2 separate regions of the Homo sapiens genome follow, and region 1 is linked to region 2. The links are chromatin contacts, found by Hi-C or POLR2A ChIA-PET in ENCODE. All regions are on one chromosome and are shown on one strand. The core of a region is the stretch at or near the end of the contact, and the rest is flanking DNA. Distances in the headings are between cores, read along the strand shown.

Region 1 (2,994 bases), core at 258-2,757, 160 kb after region 2:
GGCTGAGGCAGGAGAATGGCGCGAACCCAGGAGGCAGAGCTTGCGGTGAGCCGAGATCGCGCCACTGCACTCCAGCCTGGGCAACAGAGCGAGACTCCGTCTCACAAAAAAAAAAGAAAAGAATAGACAAATAGATCAATGAAACATCATAGAGAGCCTGGGAGTAGATCCACCCAGTAAATCCACCCAGATAGTCAACCCATTCACCCAGATAGTCAACCCATCTTTGACAAAGGAGCAAAGGCAATTCAGGGCAGACAGAAAAGCACTATTTCTTTTCAACAAATAGTGCTAGAAAAACTGGACATGCAAAAAAAAAAAAAAAAAAAAACCCAGCAACAGTGACTCTAGACAGTGATCACACACCGTTCAAGAAAATTAGCTCAAAGTGAGTCATAGACCTAAATGTAAAATGTATAATAATGAAACTTGTAGAAATGTAGGAGAAAGTCTAGGTGACCTTGGGTTTGGCAACAAGTTTTTGGATAACACCAAAAACACTGTTCATGAAAGGAAAATTGATAAGTTGGACTTCGTGAAGATTAAAAACTTGAGCTTTGCAAAATACAGTTAAGAGAATTAAAATATGAGCCACTGACTGGGAGAATAGATTTGCAAAACACACATCTGATAAAAACCTGGTATCAAACAACACATGGAAAATAAGGGTGTTTGGATGGGTAGGGCGGGATGACCTAGGGAGGACATGGAAAGTTAGTTTCTTTTTTAAAACTCCAGAGACTCTCTTCTGGAGCTCCCCTTGCCTTTTTTATTACAGTCAACCTGAGATGGGAACTGAAAATATGGCCGTAGTTGTCATGAACTGGGGGGAGCCACTACTCTGTTTTTACCCTCATTAAGGAACTTTATTGTGAAAGGTAAAATCACTTTGTAAATGTGAATTAGAATAGAAAATGGAAATTCCTTATATACTCTCTAAGCCACTGGAAACTTGAGGCAGAGAAGTTTTAAAAGACGCACATGGATTTCCTCTGAAATATTTGTAAACACCAAATTCAGAACATGTTGGTTAGTTTAGGACCATACCAGGCTTTAGTTGTTACATTGAATTGTAAATAACTTATATTCATGAGCCTGGAATTAAAGAAATTCTTGGTATGAGAATTTGACAACTACTTCTGGCTTCCAGGAGCCAGAACCCACCTTCGAATGGGATTTTGAAATAAGCCCCGTTGAAGAGACACACAGATGGCAGAGGCCGCAGCACAGGCTGTGAGACCTTCTTCAGGTTTCGGTAGACTGTCTTCATTACGGCGTAAAAACATGTCAGATGAAATTTCAGAAACTATTTCCAAACTCAGTGAAGGTTCGTGACATCTGGGACGTTGTTGTTTTCAACACAGAAGTTGAATGAAACTGCTACAGAAGCAAAATGAGAAGTGTGGAGAGGAGATGCTGTGGTGGCTGGGCATTCTCCCTCCTTCCCCTCCCTCCCCTCCTTCTCTCATTCCCCTCCTTCCCTCCCTGACCTCCTTCCCCTCCTTCTCTCATTCCCCTCCTTCCCTCCTTCCTCTCCCTCCCCTCCCTGCCTTACTTCCCCTCCCTCCCCTCCTTCCTCTCCTTCCCCTCCTCCTCCTTCCTCTCCTTCCCCTCCTTTTCCTCCTTGCTTCCCTTCCTTCCCTCATTCCCCTCCTTCCCTCCTTCACCTCCCTCCCCCCATCCCCTCTCTGCCCTCCTTCCCCTCCTTTTCCTCCTTTCTTCCCTTCCTTCCCTCATTCCCCTCATTCCCCTCCTTCCCTCCTTCACCTCCCTCCCTGCCATCCCCTCTCTGCCCTCCTTCCCTCCTTTTCCTCCTTCCCTCCTTCACCTCCCTCCCCCCATCCCCTCTCTGCCCTCCTTCCCCTCCTTTTCCTCCTTCACCTCCCTCCCCCCATCCCCTCTCTGCCCTCCTTCCCTCCTTCACCTCCCTCCCTGCCATCCCCTCTCTGCCCTCCTTCCCCTCCTTCCCTCCTTCACCTCCCTCCCCCCATCCCCTCTCTGCCCTCCTTCCCTCCTTCACCTCCCTCCCCCCATCCCCTCTCTGCCCTCCTTCCCCTCCTTTTCCTCCTTCCCTCCTTCACCTCCCTCCCCCCATCCCCTCTCTGCCCTCGTTCCCCTCCTTCCCTCCTTCACCTCCCTCCCCCCATCCCCTCTCTGCCCTCCTTCCCCTCCTTTTCCTCCTTCCCTCCTTCACCTCCCTCCCCCCCATCCCCTCTCTGCCCTCCTTCCCCTCCTTTTCCTGTCCTTCCCCCTGAGGCCTCAAAGCCCCTGTGCCTGAGCTGTGGACAAGAAACACGCCTGCCTCAGAAGCTGCCTGGAGCTGGGTGAAGGCTTCCATTCAGCTCGCTGTCATGCTCTCACTCAGAGGAGAGATCATGCAGAAATTACTGAAGTAAAATGCTAATGTGTTGAGTTAATGATCACAGGTTTACGTTTTATAAAAGACATCTTAATAATCAAACTATTGTTGAGCTACCTTGCGTTTTATCTTGAATTCTCTGGAGTTAGGTAATTTACATACGTGTTTCAGAGTACACACTTTGTTTAAGCTGTCTTAGCTGTCAACAAACACTCTAAATTATGAATTATGAGTTTTATATCTAAAGCTAAACATTTTGTACTGTAAAATCCAGTGCTACTTACTATGCCCTAGAGTAACACTACAAGAGTAAAATCTGATCTCAATGATGGATGTTTGTTTTTCTTTTATGCAGTACACATTTTGGAACTTTATACCCAAGAATTTATTTGAACAATTCAGAAGAGTAGCCAACTTTTATTTCCTTATCATATTTCTGGTGCAGGTAAGGCCGGTCATTGTTTTCCATCTCATCACATATAAATCTAAATAAGTGACATTTTATTCTCAGGTAACTGCCACACGGCTAATGAAAGAGCAAGGACATGGTGCCCCTCACCTATGATTAATTTATTTATTTTCTTAAGGAAGGGCAAAATGTCTTGGTTCTGTGAGATCCACACAAGCTAAACTAC
Region 2 (2,891 bases), core at 380-2,879:
ACACCGAGGACGGCGAGGACACCGAGGACGGCGAGGACGGCGAGGACGGCGAGGATGGCGAGGATGGCGAGGACACTGAGGATGGCGAGGATGGCGAGGACGGTGAGGACGGCGAGGACGGCGAGGATGGCGAGGACACAGAGGACGGTGAGCATGGCGAGGACGGCGAGGATGGCGAGGACGGCGAGGACGGCGAGGACGGCGAGGACACCGAGGATGGCGAGGACGGCGAGGACGGTGAGGACGGCGAGGATGGCGAGGATGGCAAGGATGGCTGGCAGCCAGCAGGGGCTGGGAGAGGGGTGAAGGGTCTTCCCCAGAGCCTGCCAAGGGGGCATGTTTCTGCCTACACTTTGACCTTGGGCATTCGGTCCCCAGAACGGTGAGAGAACGCACTTCTGTTGTGTATACTATGCAGTGTGTGACACTTTGTTACGGCAGTCCTAGGACATGAACTCAGGAGGCGTCAGTGACTGGCCAGGGTGTCCTTTCCAAGAAGGTTTTAAAGCAGGACAGTGTCTCAGCTCAGGAGGAAACATCTAAAATGGTGAAGGCGTCGGACCAGCTACTCAGCAGGTAGAAATCATATCTCAGAATGCAAGAAGAGAATTTGAGAAAACTGCTTTGATCTGCAGGTTTTGAAGGAACGGTGGGCATTTTGATGTCACTTTTCTGAGCAATTGTGCTCAAGGCGACCATGTAGACATGGGAAGGCATAACTGTCTGTTTCTAAGCACTGCTGGTAACAGACACCCCTGATCAGACAACCCGATCATTCCTCATCCCAGACCTCCCCCTTTTCCCTGCTAAGGAGATGCTGGCCAGGGAAGAGGCGAATTCACTCAATAATTCAGCAAAATAACTCGATGACTTTTTTTTTTTTTGAGACGGAGTCTCACTCTGTCACCCAGGCTGGAGTGCAATGGTGCCGGCTCGGCTCACTGCAACCTCCACTGCCTCCCAGGTTGAAGTGATTCTCCTGCCTCAGCCTCCTGAGTAGCTGGGACTACAGGAGCCCGTCACCACGGCTGGCTAATTTTTGTATTTTTAGTAGAGACAGGGTTTCACCATGTTGGCCAGGCTGGTCTGGAACTCCTGACCTCAGGTGATCTGCCCACGTCGGCCTCCTAAAGTGATTTAAAAAGGAAATATTCCCTCCTCCCCACTTTCATCTGGTTGTTCACATACTAATTCTGAGAAACACAGCCATTGCACTTTGATACTAATTATTCCATTTCTTACAATCTTTAACCAATACTCTGACAAATTGTTAATTTAAGAAGAATTTGCAAAGCAAGTAACCCTACTATGTTTTTTAAAAGGCAGACAAGAAAAGAGTGTGTGAAAGTGTCTCTTACTGTAACCTGCCCTGGAAGGGTAAGCCTTTTAAAATCACAGCCTAACACACCTGAATTCTGCATCGAGAACTTCAGCTTTCTGTGGTGTGTGACCGTATAATACAAGCTACATATGGTGGTGACCTACCAGTTTGGGTTGAATTAAATATTGAAAGCAAACTCCAGAAATATCTAAAAGGAAACACACCAGCAATATTGTATTGATTGTGGTAGGCTGCTTAATAATTAATTCCCTCACCTCAGTTTTTGAATGTTGTTCTGTTTATGCCTCAGTATCAAAAACAACTGAGAAAGGGGCCGCAGCTCCGGCCTTCATCTGCTATTGCAAATTCGGAGCAGGGTGCTACTGGGGGGTGGGGGAGTAAAGAGAACGGGCCCTTTCTTCGTGTGTCCACTTCGTAGGAACCCAGGCAAGAGTACCCAAGCAGACCTCTGCTTAAAGCAAAAACAGACTGAAGTTGTTTTCCCCTCAACACGGTGACCATCCCCAGGTTTAGCAGAGAGAATCTAAACAATGACCCTTGCAAACACAGCAAGGATACCGACAAACGCTGGAAAGCTCAGCTGTGGAGTTTTAGTCGTGGCTGAGTTTAGGTGGCCTTGCTTCAACGCCATCAGGGTTTTGAACACCGTCGGGGGGAAGACGCCAGTCTGCTCAAGTGGTGCCCAAACCAGAAATGCCAGTGTCATGTCCACGTTTCCGCTTCTTCGGAGAAGGGACCTGTCTCACACGTCCAGCCAGAGCTTCTGAGCTGGAGATGCAACCCTGCGACAGAGAAGCCCTGGTTTGTAATCATACCGAGCTTGGGCAAGGAGGCCGGAAAAGGTAGGTTCTATGTCTTGGGTGGGGCCTTGCTTAATTCTTTTTTGTTGTTGTTGTAGTTTTGAGATGGAGTTCCACTCTTTCACCCAGGCTGGAGCGCAATGGCACGATCTTGGCTCACTGCAACCTCCACCTCCTGAGTTCCAGTGATTCTCCTGTCTCAGCCTCCCAAGTAGCTGGGATTACAGGCATGCGCCACCATGACCGGCTAATTGTTGTATTTTTTAGTAGAGACAGGGTTTCACCATGTTGGCCAGGCTTATCTCAAACTCATGACCTCATGATCCGCTTGCCTCAGCCTCCCAGAGTAGTGGGATTACAGGCGTGAGCCACCGTGCCACGCCTCCTTGCTTAATTCTTAAAAGGCCTGATTGAGTTACGGATTTAACAACTGAATTCGTGAAAATAATCTCACTGGAAGGATTTTGCCAACAGGAAGAGTTCGGGATTGTTCATGGGCATTTTTTGTTTTGTTTTGTTTTCCTCATCACATGCAAAGCCTTCCTTGTTCCACCCACAGATGGGAGATGGAGACGAGTCTTTTCCTGACCAGGTTGTCAAGGCTCACGGGGGGCACACAGACCCTTCGGTCAGCTCCTACCTGCAGCCGGGAGCGGTACTGAGTGCCCAGCTTCAGGTTTCACGGATCTCGCAATGATCCTGACAGGCGCAGCAGCAGGGGGCCCAAGCAGGGTGGTGACTGCCCTGGG

Evidence for each region. Hi-C counts contacts between places; a loop is a spot of excess contacts on that map. ChIA-PET counts read pairs that join two places held with the same protein, here RNA polymerase II (POLR2A). Pooled maps may share reads with other maps.
Region 1: a loop to region 2 is called in a pooled map, with 3 times the contacts of the local background. The contact joins the enhancer-like site here to the promoter of ATP11AUN in region 2. A Hi-C loop is called at or near these places in 2 of 168 maps with a recorded cell type or tissue (CD4-positive, alpha-beta T cell and heart right ventricle), 5 of 37 single-sample maps with no recorded cell type and 6 of 50 pooled maps. POLR2A ChIA-PET finds 5 or more read pairs at or near these places in 1 of 52 experiments (HEK293).

What each region holds. Positions count from the first base shown.
Region 1 is chr13:112,802,243-112,805,236 of GRCh38, forward strand. ATP11A (ATPase phospholipid transporting 11A) reads left to right here. Exons shown (of 30, transcript NM_015205.3): 3 at 2,715-2,804. Among named protein-coding and RNA genes, the nearest start is that of ATP11A-AS1, 49 kb to the left of the region's middle. RefSeq lists enhancers at 87-336, 1,163-1,402. Within about 2 kb of position 1,508, at least 2 of the 41 ENCODE cell types and tissues checked have a DNase peak (open chromatin) inside an H3K27ac peak, as active enhancers do.
Region 2 is chr13:112,645,415-112,648,305 of GRCh38, forward strand. ATP11AUN (ATP11A upstream neighbor lncRNA) reads left to right here and starts at 1,630. Exons shown (of 3, transcript NR_164109.1): 1 at 1,630-2,184. RefSeq lists an enhancer at 2,336-2,891.